Regions from separate parts of the Mus musculus genome. Here region 2 is linked to region 1. The links are chromatin loops, found by intact Hi-C in ENCODE. Cell type or tissue: left cerebral cortex. All regions are shown on one strand.

The links. A loop is a pair of places that touch in the nucleus more often than their neighbours do. Peaks named below come from ENCODE experiments on the same cell type or tissue, not always from the same donor. Only the 100,000 strongest peaks of a DNase experiment are listed, where the experiment ranks them.
Region 2: it touches region 1 in a loop (1.9-fold over the local background); 2 of 42 quality-filtered maps call a loop at or near these places.

Annotation. Positions count from the first base shown.
Region 1 is chr15:99,021,367-99,029,366 of GRCm38, forward strand. Gm41398 (a long non-coding RNA gene) reads right to left here and starts at 2,915. Exons shown (of 3, transcript XR_875654.2): 1 at 2,493-2,915. In left cerebral cortex, CTCF peaks have their summits at 2,130, 3,451 (motif pointing right) and 5,115 (motif pointing right); a DNase peak (open chromatin) is centred at 3,449.
Region 2 is chr15:99,075,977-99,083,976 of GRCm38, forward strand. Troap (trophinin associated protein) reads left to right here. Exons shown (of 14, transcript NM_030159.1): 4 at 1,312-1,469; 5 at 1,553-1,690; 6 at 1,856-1,935; 7 at 2,271-2,347; 8 at 2,808-2,926; 9 at 4,890-4,973; 10 at 5,215-5,274; 11 at 5,859-5,993; 12 at 6,150-6,729; 13 at 6,933-7,126; 14 at 7,252-7,433. The coding sequence ends at 7,299. Mir6960 (microRNA 6960) reads left to right here and starts at 4,829; the gene lies at 4,829-4,889. In left cerebral cortex, CTCF peaks have their summits at 4,036 (motif pointing left) and 7,471 (motif pointing right); a DNase peak (open chromatin) is centred at 7,495.

The DNA of each region.
Region 1 (8,000 bases):
CTACAGACAATTATCTTGATAGCCTTGAAGAGGGAAGACCTGCCCACTGTGGGCGGTGCCATTCCCTATCCACTGTGAGCGGTGCCATTCCCTAACTGGGTCCTGAACGGAAAGAGTAGAGAAAGGGAACAAAGCGGCAGGGTGCACAGGTTGCTTTCTGTTGACTGATGGTTCACGTGATCTGCTACTTCACGCTTCTGCTGCCTCACAATCTGCACCCTAAACTGTGAGCCAGCATCAAACCTTTCTCCCTTCAGTTGCTTTTGTCAAAGCAATAGATAAAATTACTAAGAGGTTTGGTTAAAAACCTGGGCTTAGGGCTGGAGAGATGGCTCCGCGGTTGAGAGCACTGATTGCTCTTCCAGAGGTCCAGAGTTCAATTCCCAGCAACCACATGGTGGCTCACAACCATCTGTAGTGAGATGTAATGCCCTCTTCTGGTGGGTCTGAGGACAGCAAAAGTGTACTCACATATAATAAATAAATACATCTTTTTTAAAAAAGAAAAAACCCAACAGCCTGGGCTTGTAGCTCATTTGAAGTACTATGCCTTGCATACCACGCCCTGAGTTTTGTCCTCAGTATAGCACAGACCAGGCATGGTGGCACTCGCTACCACTCAGCTAAATGTCATCCACAACTAAATCAGACTTTGAGGCCAGTTTAGGGTAGGAGACACTGAGTCAAGAAACAAAAGCATGGGGCTGGAGAGGTGGTTCAGCAGTTGAGAGCACTGACGCTCTTCCGGAGATTCAAAGTTCAATTCCCAGCAACCACATGGTGGCTCACAACCCTCTGTAATGGACTCTGGTGCCCTTTTCTGGTGTGTCTGAAGACAGCTACAGTGTACTCATATATATGCAAAAATAAACTAATTTTTAAAATTAAAAAATAGAAACAAAAGCAAGCACTGAAAAGATCTCTCAAAGCCATCTCAGACAGCACGAGCTGTACTCCTAGCACGCACAGTAGTCAGCTCGCAATCACTTGTAACTTCAGCTGTGGGGAACCAGATGCCTCTGGCCTCTAAGCATCTGCACTTATGTGCTCATCCCACGCGCACGCACACGTTTACACGCAATTTTAAAGTAACAAAGTAAAACTTTTAAAAAGGAAAATAAGAACGAAAACTCTGGCTGGAGAGATGGCTCAGCGGTTGAGAGTACTGACTGCTCTTCCAGAAGTCTTGAGTTCAAATCCCAGCAACCACATGGTGGGTCACAACTATCCATAATGAGATCTGATGCCCTCTTCTGGAGTGTCTGAGGACAGCTACAGTGTACTTACATATAATAAGTAAATCTTGGGCTGGTGAGATGGCTCAGTGGGTAAGAGCACCCGACTGCTCTTCCAAAGGTCCAGAGTTCAAATCCCAGCAACCACATGGTGGCTCACAACCATCTGCAACAAGATCTGACTCCCTCTTCTGGAGTGTCTGAAGACAGCTACAGTGTACTTACATATATTAATAAATAAATCTTTAAAAAAATAAATCTTAAAAAACAAACAAACAAACAAAAAACAATGAAAACTCCAGGGTTTGGAGAGATGGCTCAGCGGTTAAGAGTACCAGATGTGCCAGGCATAGTGGCACACGCCTTTAATCCCAGCACTTGGGAGGCAGAGGCAGGCGGATTTCTGAGTTTGAGGCCAGCCTGGTCTACAAAGTGAGTTCCAGGACAGCCAGGGCTATACAGAGAAACCCTGTCTCGAAAAACAAAAAAAACAAAAACAAAAACAAAAACAAAAAAAAGTACCAAGAGTACCAGATGTTCTTTATGAGAACCTGGGCTGGATTCTCGTCATTACCACGGCAGCTCACACGTGTCTCTAACTCCAGTCCCAGGGAGTCTGATACCCTCTTCTGGCTTCCACAGGTACCAGGCACACATGCAGATTTTTAAAAATCTTTTAAAAATATTTTTAAAAAACTAAAAAAAAAAGAAGATAAAATATTTTGCTATGAAAGTAAAGAAAAAGTATAGTTACATATAATTAGATATAAAGTCTTGCTGGAGAGACAACTCAGAGGTGAGCAACACCAGCTAGTTTTCCAGAGGACCAGAGTTCAGCTCCCAGCACCCATAGAGGCAGCTAGCTCTCAAACTTATGTGACTCCAGCCCCAAGGCACCCAATGCCCTATTCTGGCTTACACAGGCACTGCACGCACATGCATATAGCATGAATAAACACACACTCATACATAGATTTAAATTTTTTTAACATTAAAAATAATTAGCTGGATACTGGTAACAGATGCCTTTAGTCCCAGCACTCAGGAGTCAGAGGCAGGAGGATCTCTGAGTTTGAAGCCAGTCTGGTCTACAGAGCGAATTTCAAGACAGCCAGGGCTACAGAGAGAAAATCTGTTTTTTTAAAAAAAGATTAAAATCTTTCAAAAAATAGTTATATCTTCTCATCTGAAATAAAGGAAAAGATGGAACACTGGACCTTGCTTTGTATCCCCAAATGTCCCTGTCCTTCCTGGTACCTGAACATTTCTGTCGGGTGTCCCGGCTCAGGCAGTAGGGGTGAGGCTGCAGACAGACACCACAGGTCTGGTTCCTCTTGCTTTGTTTCCTCATAGGATTTGCATTAGTGACAGTGAGGAGGGGCCGTACCTTCAGCACCGTGGAGAGGGCTTTGCTAGCGGTGGTCTTCCAGGTGCAGAGAACAGAGCTTTGAATTTGTCTTTCATTCTGGTGTCTCTGAAAATCACTCCTGCATCTTGGCCATAATCCCCTTCTGTTTGATGGGGTCAGTGTCCTGGACGACTTCCAAGGTATCTCCAGACTCCTCCAGTTAGTAGGCCACTTGGCAGGGGCTGGGCCTGAGATTAACAGAGGGTCAGGATGGCTGGACTAAGCATGGACTAAGTGCAACCAAACTGGCCTTAAACTCTGTGTAGCCCAGGTTGGCCCAGAACTTGCTGAGGTCTCCTGCCTCAGTCTGAGTGCCAAGGATACAGGATAAGCCTCCAAGCTTAGCTTTGATCTAGTGCAGTGATTCTCAACCTTCCTGACGTTTGTCGACCCTTTAATACAGTTCCTTATCCCCAACCGTGAAATTATTTTTGTTGCTACTTCATAGCTGTGATTTTGCTGTTGTGAATCATAATGTAAATATCTGGGTTTTCTGGTGGTCCTAGTGAACCCCTGTGAAAGGGTCGTTGGGGATTGTGGCCCACAGGTTGAGAACCACTGGCTGAAGTCTTTCCCCTGCTTTGTAGCTATGCTGAAAGACATTAGCTTACAGTTTGTTTTATCAAGCAGAATAGGTCTGCAGGGATTTTCACTGAGTAGGTCTTCAGGGCTTCTCACTGAAGGGTTATTTTAATTTTGGTATAGACTTATATACCAAAATAAAATATTATAGGAATGAAACCCAGGGCCTTGAGAATGCTAAGCAAGAGCTCTACCAGCTCAATTTCCAGAACGCTCCAGCAGGGGGCAGCAAACCTTAACACGTCTCTCAATGCTTACAACTATTTCGCGAGAGTACTTTTTGTATGTGTGTTGGAGAGGAGCAGAAAGGTCTCCTACAGCCCCTGGCTGACCTGAAGCTCCCTATGTAGACCAGGATAGCCTTGAACTCTCAGATATCCTCCTCCTGTTTCCACATCCTGGATACCAGAATACAAACAAGAGTACATTAACAACAACAACAAATCCCATTGATTTACTGATTGTGTACATGTGTGGGTACCCACATGCCACAGTTTGAGTGTGGAGCTAGGAGAAAAGCTTGCAAAAGGTGGTCTGTCCTTCTACCCACGTGGGCTGTGGGTTCGAATTTAGATCATCAGGTTTGGCAGTGAGCATTGTTACCCACGAAACAATTATATTGCCCAAAGAGGACTTTTTAAAAATTATATATATATATATATATTTTTTTTTTTTTTTTTTTTTTTTTTTTTAGTTTTTCGAGACAGGGTTTCTCTGTGTAGCCCTGGCTGTCCTGGAACTCACTTTGTAGACCAGGCTGGCTTCGAACTCAGAAATTCGCCCGCCTCTGCCTCCCAAGTGCTGGGATTAAAGGCGTGTGCCACCACGCCCGGATATTTTTATTTATGTGTATTATTTTGCCTACATGTATGTCTGTGTGAGAACACGGAACTGAAGTTACAGACAGTTGTGAGCTGCCCTGTGGGTGCTGGAAATTCAACCAGAATTCTCTGGTAGAGCAGCTAGCACTCCCAACCACTGAGGAAATGGTAACTTACTTTGTGGGTCTTGGATGACCCCCAAACAGCCGAATCCCGAAGCCCCGCCCCTGCGTGCGCCAGCCTCCTGAAAGCTGCATAGCTTTAACGACGAATCTTTTACTTCCTGTACATGCTAATACCCCAGGAGTCCAGAACCACTGGCGCAGTATCCCCTGCACCGGGGGCTGGTGCCCAGGAGGGTGTGACTGCAGCCTGGGCTGAGAGTCGTTGGATGAGGGAATGGAGGCTGGCCTGATCTTGGTGGGGTCGCAGCTGCTCCGCTGAGAATGTGACAGCTCTGTTCTGGATTGAAGGCAGCGGCAAGGCCTGAACTTCGGGAACTTCACGTACAGGGCTTCCTCTCCCTCTTCCTCTTCCTCTTCCTCTTCCTCCTCCTCTTCCTCTTCTTCTTCTCCTCCTCCTCCGCCTCTTTCTTTCTTCTTCTTCTTCTTCTTCTTCTTCTTCTTCTTCTTCTTCTTCTTCTTCTTCTTCTTCTTCTTCTTCTTCTCCTTCTCCTTCTCCTTCTCCTTCTCCTTCTCCTTCTCCTTCTCCTTCTCCTCCTCCTCCTCCTCCTCCTCCTCCTCCTCCTCCTCCTCCTCCTTCTTCTTCTTTTAAAACTATTTATTTATTATATGTGAGTACATTGGTTCTGTCTTCAAACACACCTCAAGAGGGCATCAAATCCCACTGCAGATGGTTGTGAGCCACCATGTGGTTGCTGGGAATTGAACTCAGGACCTCTGGAAGAGCAGTCAGTGTTTTTAACTGCTGAGCCATCTCTCCAGCCGTTTTGGTTTCTTCTTAAGCTTCTCTCTTCCCTAATATTTGTCTGTGTTTCAGATTTTATTTTGTGCGTGGGTGTTTTGCCTGTATGTTTATGTACTGTATGCATGCAGTGACCACAGAAGCCAGCAGAGGGAGCTAAATTCCCTGGAAGCGACTGTATGTAGCTTGTGGGTTCTGTGACTCTAACTCAGGTCCTCTGAAAGAGCAGGCGGTGTTAACTGCTGAGCCATGTCTCTAGCCCCTTATGTATTCAAGCTGAAAAGTATAGAAACTGTCCTGCTTTTCTTTTCTTTTTTTTTCAAAATATTTATTTGTTTGTTTGTTTATTTATTTTATGTACATGGGTACGCAAGTATCGGTAGCTGCACAGATGGTTGTGAGCCTTCATGTGGTTGTTGGGAATTGAATTTTAGGACCTCTGCTTGCTCCGGTCGCTCCGGTCTGCCCTTGCTTCATCTAGCCCAAAGATTTATTTATTATTATTCGTAAGTACACTGTAGCTGTCTTCTGATGCACCAGAAGAGGGCGTCAGATCTCATTACAGGTGGTTGTGAGCCACCATGTAGTTGCTGGGATTTTTTTGTTTGTTTGTTTTTGTTTTTCGAGACAGGGTTTCTCTGTGTAGCCCTGGCTGTCCTGGAACTCACTCTGTAGACCAGGCTGGCCTCGAACTCAGAAACCTTCCTGCCTCTGCCTCCCAAGTGCTGGGATTAAAGGCGTGTGCCACCACTGCCCGGCAGTTGCTGGGATTTGAAGAGCAGTCAGTGCTCCTAGCTGCTGAGCCATCTCTCCAGCCCCTTTTGTGCTTTTCTTACCTTTCACCTCTTCACTGGGAATTAAACTCAATCCATCATAAATGCTAGGGAAAATGGAGTTTCCCAAATTGTTCAGATTGACCTCAAACCAGTGGTCCTTCTGCTTCAGCCTCCTAAGTAGCGGCGTTTACAGGCATGCTCCACCGTGTGGCGTTTACAGGCATGCTCCACTGTGCCAGAGCTCCTCACCATGCATCAATTCCATCCCTCTGGCCTTCGCATTCTGCCCAAGAACACCACAGGCTTTCTGTGACTGGAAGCTTTTGCTCCAGCTGCTGCCTGGTCCATTCCTTTTTGTTTGTTTTGAGACAGGGTTTCTCTGTGTAGCCCTGGCTGTCCTGGAACTCACTCTGTAGACCAGGCTGGCCTAGAACTCAGAAATCTGCCTTCCTCTGCCTCCCAAGTGCTGGAATTAAAGGCATCTGTCACCATTGCTCGACTTCTTTTTATTTCTTGCGTTTTTATTTACATAGACTATGTGTTTGCTGCGGCATGTGTATGGATGTCAGAGGACAACTTTTGGGAATTAGTGTTACAGGATACTTGATTATTGTACATAGAAAAGCTAATTGTTAGCAAAATATAAGAGTTTAAATAGATAATTGCATTTGTCAAAGGCGGCTAAATGAGTCCTGTAGAGATGCAGTTTAGGTGCGCCTCTAAAAGCCTCATTAGATAAGAATGCTAAAAAATGGAAAGTTCCTGCTAACTTTAAGGCAACTTGCTTGGGAGAGGTTCTCTCTCTCTCTCTCTCTTCCCACTTTCCCATTTCCCCTTTCCCCTTCCCTCTTCCCTCTCCAGTACTCTCTTTCTCCCATCTCCCCTTCTCTCTCTCTCTGCTTGGAAGAGTCTTCTTTATGGAAGGAGCTCCAAGTAAGGGCTAGGGATTTTTCTCTTTGACTTACAGGAAAACAGAGACACAGCTGGCAGGACACAGGTAAAACAATATTCTAGGAAAGAGAGCTAAGAAGCCCTCTCCGGTTTGGAGGAGCTCAAGAGAAAAGTAGACTAGCTCTGTAGATTGACTCAGAAAGAAATTTATTTTTTTAAAAAGAGATTTATTTATCTAAGTACACTGTAGCTAAAAGAGGTTTATTTATTATTATATCTAAGTACACTGTAGCGGTCTTCAGGCAGCACCAGAAGAGGGCATTAGATCTCATTACAGGTAGTTGAGAGACACCATGTGGCTGCAGGGATTTGAACTCAGGACCTCTAGGAAGATCAGTCAGTGCTCTTAACCACTGAGCCATCTCTCCAGCCCCAGAAAGAAATTTCTAAAGAGCTAGCAGTTTAGTTGTGGAATCAGGCTTGTAAATAGATATTTTGTATGTAGTTAAGAAAAAAAAGAAAAGAAAAGAAAGTTGCCTTGCTGAGCTAGCAGGTCTTTACCATAGTTTAAGCCTCTGGTACTTTATTGGTATAAAGATTAGATAATTTAATCAGTTACAGTTGGTTCTCTCCTTACACTGGATAGGTCCTGGGAGTCAAACTCCCAAGTTCCTCGGGCTTGGTGGCAAATGACCTTACCACTGAGCCATCTTGTCTGCCTGTATTGTACCACTTTTCACAGCCATCCCTGGCATTCTAGTCTTTTCTATTTGAAACAAAGTAGCCTGGATCAAATTTGCCAGTCTTGTCCCCTGCCTGCTGAAATACAGGTATGCATCATCACATTCAAATAAGGGCGGCTTTTTAATTTGTGTGTGTGTGTGTGTGTGTGTGTGTGTGTGTGTGTGTGAGAGAGAGAGAGAGAGAGAGAGAGAGAGAGAGAGATTCTGTGTACGTGCATAGGCCAGAGGTCAATATGTTCCGTCTTCCTCTATGACTCTCCACCTTTTTTTTTTTTTTTTTTTTTTTTTTTTTTGAGACAAGGTTCCTCACTGAACTCTGATACTGCAAGAGCAGCTGGCCTGTGAGCTCCAGGCTCTTCCTGTCTCTCTCTCCTTAGTATGAAGAGGACAAGCAAGCACACCACTCCAGTTCCTTAAACTTTCCCAGGGATCTGTCTATCTCCTCAGCAGGACTGAATGGCACTTCTGAGAAATCTGCTTTGCGGAGTTGTTCAGACAAGTCTGTCTAGTGCAGGGCAGTGGGGCAGGGAAGTCCAACGTCTCCCGCGGTGGAGACACTTGCCTGCTTTGTTTCCCGAACTCTCCTCTCCTCTTGACTGTAAAATGAGGAGAGGAGCCCC
Region 2 (8,000 bases), 55 kb after region 1:
CCAGCACTTTAGGAGGCAGAGGCAAGTGGTCTCTGTGAATTGGACACCTTTTACCTATTGAACTCCAGGCCTAAACAATTATATTGTATCTAAAAAAAAAAAGACATCTTCTGGGCCTTTTTAGCAACCCTGGGCAAGACAGTCACAGTCATTTGCTCATTGTTATGCTGAGTCTTTATAATCTGTCCATACTTCAGCTTTAATTCTTCCTTTTCAACAATAAATATATATATATATTAAAGATTTATTTATTTATTATATGTAAGTACACTGTAGCTGTCTTCAGACACTCCAGAAGAGGGAGTCAGATCTTGTTCCAGATGGTTGTGAGCTACCATGTGGTTGCTGGGATTTGAACTCCGGACCTTCGGAAGAGCAGTCGGGTGCTCTTAACCACTGAGCCATCTCACCAGCCCATAAATATATATTTTAAAGATCTATTTTTTTTTTTTTGAGACAGGGTTTCTCTGTGTAGCCCTTGCTGTCCTGGAACTCACTTTGTAGACCAGGCTGGCCTCGAACTCAGAAATCCGCCTGCCTCTGCCTCCCAAGTTCTGGGATTAAAGGCATGCGCCACCACGCCCGGCTTAAAGATCTATTTTTTATTTTATGTGAGTCCATGTGAGTGCAGTACCCATGGAGTTCAGAAGAGGACATTGGAATCCCTAGAGCTAAAGTTATAGCTGGCCGTGAGCTGCCATGTGGGTGCTGGAAGTAGAACCCAGGTCTCCCAGAAGAACAGCCAGTGGCTCTTAGCAACTGAGCCATCTCTCTAGCCTCTAAAAAGAGATTGGTTTTAATGATGTGTATGTGTGAGCAGGTGCCTGTGGGGGCCGGAGGCACTGGATTGTCTTAGAGCTGGAGTTCCAGGCCGGCCACCTGACGTAGATGCTAAGAACTGAACACCAGTCAGTCCTGTGCAAGAACAGTAACCGTGTGACTGCTCTTAATCCCCATGGCATCTCTCCAGCCCCCGGTGATGGGTCCTGTATGGCAAAACCGTTGTTTTATGTTATACCCCACTGTTTAGAGCAATAGCTTACATGAAATTCTTCAAACTTTGGTGAGCTTAGGTTCAACCGAATGATCTCCTCCCGTCTCTTAAGACCTTATGTAGTCCAGGCTCTGAGCTCTCTATGAGCTGGTGGCTGGCCTTGAACACCTGGTTCTCCTGCCTCAGTATCCTACATTCTGGTTTTACAGGCGTGCACCGCATAGCCTGGCTTGGATAATGTTTCTTTCGCTCACTGTTACTGGGTATGAGCAGCACCTGTCCCTCGGCCTCCCCTCATCCTGTCTCTTCCCTTGCAGAGGCCATAGGGGCTATAGAGTTTGTGGCTGACCCTGCAGCCCTGGCCACCATCTTGTCAGGTGAGGGAGTGAAGAGCTGTCCCCAGGGGTACCGGTCCAGTCTGGCTCAGAGAGTGCTAGTCCGTGAGAGAAAGGGAGGCACCACCCAGAGGGGCCAGGTAATGAGAAGGAGGTGAGACCAGGCTGGGGTGGACTAAGGGTGATTTTTGAGTCTTGCTGACAGCTTTTATTGGTGGTCCAGAGTGCAAGGTCTTCTGCATACCTGGCTCCCAGAATCCCCACCCATCAAGTGGGTCCTGCCAGGGCTTCCTGCTTCTCAAGACTGGAGGGCCCGGGACTCCGGGACCACACTTTGTCCCCACCCCGGTTAGAGGCTCTGGTGAGTACTCCTGAGGGGCTGACACTCACTGCTTCTTGGGGCAGAGCAGACTTTGGGACAATATCTCAAGATGAACTGCTGGGTTCTGTCGCGAGAGACGGGGTGGTGTTCGTGTCTGGCTCGGGGCTGTTTCTCACTCTGTTTTCCTGTCTTGCCGTGGATCAGAATCCACCTCCAGGCTCCTCTCACTCCTCCACTCGACCCAGCTTACAGGAGCTAAGAAGAGAGACATGTGGCGGCGGCAGGTAAGGAGAGTGTAGATTCCCTTTCGACCCCAGACGGGAAAAAGTCACTGGGCAGGGCCGAGGGTTCAGACTTTGACAGCTGAGCCTTATCTATGACATGGAGGACATGGGGAGCGCTGCGTCATTTGGCTACAGCGTAAACTGACAATAGATGGCTTTTGAGTTCAATTCCTGACCCTTACCACTACTAGCTGTGCAAGCTCACCTTAACCTGCCTGCGTCTTGGCTTCTGCATCCCCATCGGCCAAGTGAGGTTAACACTGGTACTGTTAGAGGCTACTGCGCTGGTGTTTGCAAAGCCCTTAGCTAATGCCCAGCCCTTGCTTGGCACTCAGGGACGGGGACTGTACTGACAGAAGGACCTCAGCAAGCCAAGCCTCAAGACTGCTCCTGAAGACCCCGGTTCAGCCTGGTGAGTTTGTGTGGATGTGGGAACAAAGGAAGGGTGAGTGCCTGCACCAGGAAGGCAAGGGTCAGCAGGCCTCAGGGAGTGGGGTGAAGTAAGGGAGAGGTTGGAGGGAGGTCTGGCTCAGTGGTGGCGTGCTCCTCCAGCATTCACATCCCAAAAACACACACACACACACACACACACACACACACACACACACAGCAGACAAGACCTCCCGGGAAGGTCAGAGGTCAGCCTAGTTGTGCGTGTATCTCTGTTTCTGCCCTCTCCCTGCCACTTCCTGCAAGACAATGTCTACTGTGTTCTCTGTCCCAGTCCCTTGTGAGCCATGGCCACCAGCCCACCCAGGGCATTGGGATTGATAAGTGTTTGCCAAGGTATTATTGTGCTCTCGGGGGATGCTGAACGGGTAGACTTTGGTGTTGTAGATACTACAGGAAATGAATGTCCTGTCTCCTCCCAGCTTCCTTACCCCTCCGAGGCGAGCAGGAGGCTGTCCCTCACTCCGACGACGGAGGGGGAAGACATCATCTGGGTCTGGCTCAACGGATACCATTAAAAGAAAGTCTGACAAACACCAGGGTGAGCCGAGACCCTCCCAGGATGGGGAAGGGGTGTTCAGGAGGCACACTGAGGGTTGTGGGTAGAATTGGCAGACCCGGGACTCAGGGTATTTGGTCTTTTGCTGGAGTTGGGACCAAGCCCTCTTCAGGGTAGATCTGACTTCCTTTGTTGGGTATCTGGGACCCAGGGTGAGAGATGACAGACTGTTATGTGTGTCACTATCAAATCAGTACAGTGGCTTAAACATGGCCAACACTTACCAACCAAGCATTAATTCCTTCATTCCACTGGCATTTGCTAACTGGCTTTTGGATTCAGCCATGGTTCTAGTTCCAGAAAAAATATATGTGTGTGTGTGTGTGTGTGTGTGTGTGTGTGTGTGTGTGTGTATGTGTATGTATGTGTGTGTGTGTATATATATATATGTGTGTATGTGTGTGTGTGTGTGTATATATATACATATGTGTGTGTGTGTGTGTGTGTGTGTGTGTATATTCTAGAAAGGGGGGCAAAATAATAAAAGACAAAATAAACCCCACCCCACAAATGTAAAATGAAATATATAGGATGTCACATGGTGACATGTTCTTTCTAAAACTAAATGTATAAGGTACTGAAAGGACGTGGGAGAAGGATTGGTGTCATAAATTGGTAGTTTAGAGCCACGCTTGGTGGAACATGACTGTAACCCAGAGGAGGCAGGAGAATTGCCTGGGGCTGAGCCATCGTGAATTCCAGGACAGCCTCGGCTATGTAGCAAAACCCTGTGTTTAAAAATAGAAGGTGTGTGTGTGTGTGTGTGTGTGTGTGTGTGTGTGTGTGTGTGTGTGTGTGTGTGTAGGGGAATGGATGAGTAGGGCTGGCAACTTAACTCCCATTGGTCAACTTATAACTGCCTGCCAGAACTTATAACTGCCTGCCAGCCAGGCATGGTGGCGCACACCTTTAATCCCAGCACTTGAGAGGCAGAGGCAGGCAAATTTCTGAGTTCAAGGCCAGCCTGGTCTACAGAGTGAGTTCCAGGACAGTCAAGGCTATACAAAGAAACCCTGTCTTGGGAGAAAAAAAAAAACCTGCCTGCCTGTAATTCCCTCTCAAGACATCTGATGCCCTCTTCTGGCTCACATGGGCATCCAACACATACATAAATTCGGGAAAAAAATTGTTTAATGTTTACAAAGGGCATGCTAAGCAGTCTTTTTACAAAATGTAGTATGGCTAAGGCACTGTCATTGGGAAGATAAGGATTGCCTATGAGACCAGAGTTGAGGCTGTGACTCAGACAAGATGGGGAGGGCTGCAGATGCAGAAGCCCCGAGGAGAGGAGACATCTAGTCTTTGTGAGTTGGCAAAACAGACCAGAGAGGTTGAAGCCTAGACGAGAAGAGGGTCTGAGATGAGTTTGCAGTGACGACAGGTGAGAGATGAGGTAAGGACAGACAAACCAGTGTAAGTTCTTGGTAAGGACAGACGAACAGAGCACTTGTAAGTCCTTGGTGAGGACAGATGGACAAAGCACTATAAGTCCTTGGTAAAGAGCTACAAACAAGTTTAAGTTCTCTGCTCTTTCTTGGGCTGAACAAGAGTCAGGGGGAGATGCATGAATAGGGAGAGAGAGTTGGTTTCTCACTTGAATAAACCACTCAAGCGCCGCACATCGTGGCAGTGTGCCTGTACTCCTAGCCTCTTCCCTACGTGAGCCCCCAAAGAGTAGCTGCTGCAGTGGGGAGAACAGGAAGGTAGCTTTGGGGGCCTCCACTGGACGGTGATGGCTCCCATCTGCTGCCCTCCCTCCCCCATTCCTGCAGCCCAGTTGTATAGTACCACCTTCCATCACCGAACAGTCAGCTGTTTATAGACAGTCTCAGGGTGTTCGCTCCCCAGGCCTCTCAGCTGTGATTTCTATCAACAACCCTTGGGCTGGGCAGGATGAGAAGAGTTTGGCTGGAAGCCCTGCTCAGCCAACCACCTCTCTCCTCAGAGCACATATTCATCCATGAAACGCTTTGCCATTCGACGGAAAGCCCAATTCACACCCCTCCGATCGCTACCTAAAGTTCAGCAGGTAGGAGAAAGCAAAGGAGGGAACCAGTAGGGGCCAGGACTAGGGAGGAAGGGAGGAAGGACAGATGGATGAAGCAGTGTAAGTCCTTGGTAAGGACAGGTGGACAGCAGTGTAAGTCCTTGGTAAGGACAGATATACTGGATGGGAATTGGGGGTGCGCGGGGGGTGGGGGAGAGAGGAGGTCTATGACAGGCCAGAGGAGTGGGTGTCACTCATGGGTGATCTGTCCTGTCTGACATAGGCTCAGTGGCTGAGTGGCCTCTCCCCTCATTCCTCCCCTGAAGAGCCTGCCCTGCCCTGGGTAAGTGTCTAAATCCTTCCTGTACTGAGGTCTGTGGCACCGTCCCACTGGCCTGGAGGGCTGACAGCCTTGTGATGTGAGGTAGGTGTCTTCGCCTCCTGCCTCTCCTTCTCTCCTTCCTATTCTGTGTTCAGAATGCCTGTCTGTCTCTGTGTCTATCTTCTGATAGTCTCAAACTTTGAAAAAAAAAATTTTGCCGGGCAATGGTGGTGCATGCCTTTAATCCCAGCACTTGGTAGGCAGAGGCAGGTGGATTTCTGAGTTCGAGGCCAGCCTGGTCTACAGAGTGAGTTCCAGGACAGCCAGGGCTACACAGAGAGAGAAACCCTGTCTTGAAAAAAAAATTTTTTTTTATCCTTCTGTGTTTATGTGTTATGAACATCACAACAGCCTGAACCTCAAACTGTTGATTCTCCTGCCTTAGCGTCTTGGGAGCTAATATCGGCTCTGCTGTATGTAGGCCTGCACCACCATACCTGGTTTTAAAAAGAACCACCAGCTTTGACCCATTCCAAGAGGGGGAGGAAAGAGTGCTCTCTACCTTCATGTGGCTTCCTCACCCGCCCCCTTTCCTTCTGTGGCAGAGGCAGATTGCTATGAAGTTGTTTGACCAGGAGAGTCGCATCACCTTGCAGAAGGAACCCAGGAAACCATCGGTGGCAAGCACTTCCGGGCCTCGCCCCAAGAGAACCCCCAGCCACCAGGAGCTAAGGATACAGGTGGGCCTGTAGGGGCAGCAGCTCTCATGGCTTCTTTTCCATGAGAAGGCTTGGGGGAAGGGGAGCTGGAAGGAAGGGTAGGGGATGACATTGCGGGTGGGGGTGGGGAGCTTGGGAACACACGGTGACACGCTGGGATACTCTCTCCCACCACAGCGCATCAATATTTTGCAACAGCTCTTGCAGCAGGAGGTAGAGGGGCTGGCCATGGGCGATGGTGCCCCTCTGAATGGAGGCTCTGCTTTCGATATGACTGAACTAAAGCTCCCGACGGCTGAAATTTCTAGAACTCTGACAGCTTCAGAACACAATTCTGGAGCTGCCCTTGTTGGACTGTCACAACACTCTGGTGCGACAGAGCCCCTCCTTTCGGAAGAGTGTGAGGAGCCACAGGCCTACCCTGAGGAGACTAAGGCGGCTCAGCCCTGTTCTACCACAGAACTAAAGCCCCCAGTGCCACACAGAGCTGAGCCAGAGCTGCCGGAGCCGTGCCTTCCAGCACTGTCCGGACCCCCTCTGCCTAGCTGTCGGGGACAGGCTGAGCCCCCCATGGCCTGCCCTAGGACAGAGCCGGGAGCATCGGCAGCCTGCGCTCTGGAAGCTGGAACCCCAGAGTCCAGCACGCAGCCCTGTTGCAATCAGGGGCCTCCAGCAACAGCCAGCTTGACCTTCTCGTCCCAAAGCCCAGTCTGTGCCAGCCCCTCTATTCACTCACTCTACCCAACAGGCTATTCAGGTAAGGAATTGGCTGGCAAAGGACATGAAGAAAAGGCTCTGTCTTTCTAGGAGTGAGCCCTGCCTTGCACCAGGTCCGTGCCTTGTCCTGTCTTTCTAAGTGGCTGCACTCATGGGGGAGGAGGAGGGGTAGGGAAGGGGTGGGGCGGCACCCGGAAGAAATATAACTCCAGAGGCCCCCTCTGAATTCTCCATGGCCTTCAGGCCCCAGCAGCTTGGCCCCTCGGACCCTGGCTCTGAGGCAGCGCCTCAGGGCGTGTCTCGACACCATCCATAGCTTCCAGGAGGCTCACCTGGATGATGAATGCGCCTTCTACACCAGCCGAGCCCCACCTCCCGGGCCCACCCGGGTCTTCACCAACCCCGTGGTCACAACGCTTGAATGGCAAGATGCCCTGGTGAGCCTTCAGTATACAGCCAGCATGCCGACAGCCTATGGGACAGCAGCAGGTTGACCTTGCTTCCTCTACGGAGAAGTGATGGAACATGACAAGCCCTCTTTTTTCTCTCTCTCTTTCTCCAGCGTTTCGTTCCAATTGGCCCTGTGGTCCCACAGGACTCTCCATCATGACTCCGGTCTTTACTGGGCTTCTCCTCTGCTGCACTCACCTCTTCCTTTAGCCTTATTTATTGTTGGCCTGCCCATTGGACTGGGAGCCAACGCCCCTTTATCCTTTAATAAAGTTTCTATAAATTGTGTTTGAATGGGGCAGCCAGTGCTGTTGGTCTCCGGTGGCCCACTTGGTGGCAGTGTGCTCCAATTTAGAGGAGATTAAGCACTCAGGACCGTGGGCTTCCTCTTCAGCAGTTGTCCAACCAGAAAGTGGCTGTTCAGCCTACCTTCTTGGAAATTCGTGCGTGGGTTAGGGGGAAATTACGGAACCTGTTCCCTCTGAGATCGCTCCCACTCCAGGGGACCCACCAGGTATTCCCTCATCTAGAACACCGCTGTTAGACCTCTCAGTTGGGCACCTGTGGCTAAGCTACTGGAGGCTGAGCCAGGAGAATCTCTTGAACCCAAGAGCTGGAGGCAACCCTGGGCAAAAAGCTGTAACCCGTCTCAAAAGGAGAAAAACCACAAATAAACCAACACTAAGGGAGGGGGGGGAAAGTGGCTGGGATTCTTTTCCTATGCAGGGTCTTCCACACTCCACCTGCAAGGGCAGCAGGAGCCCTGAAGGGAGTCCTTCCTCTGCTGTCCTCCCTTGTGGTGCTCCTTTTCTGGAGAGGCAAGCCTGGCCAGGCTTAACTGCATAGATCAGAGATAGATCG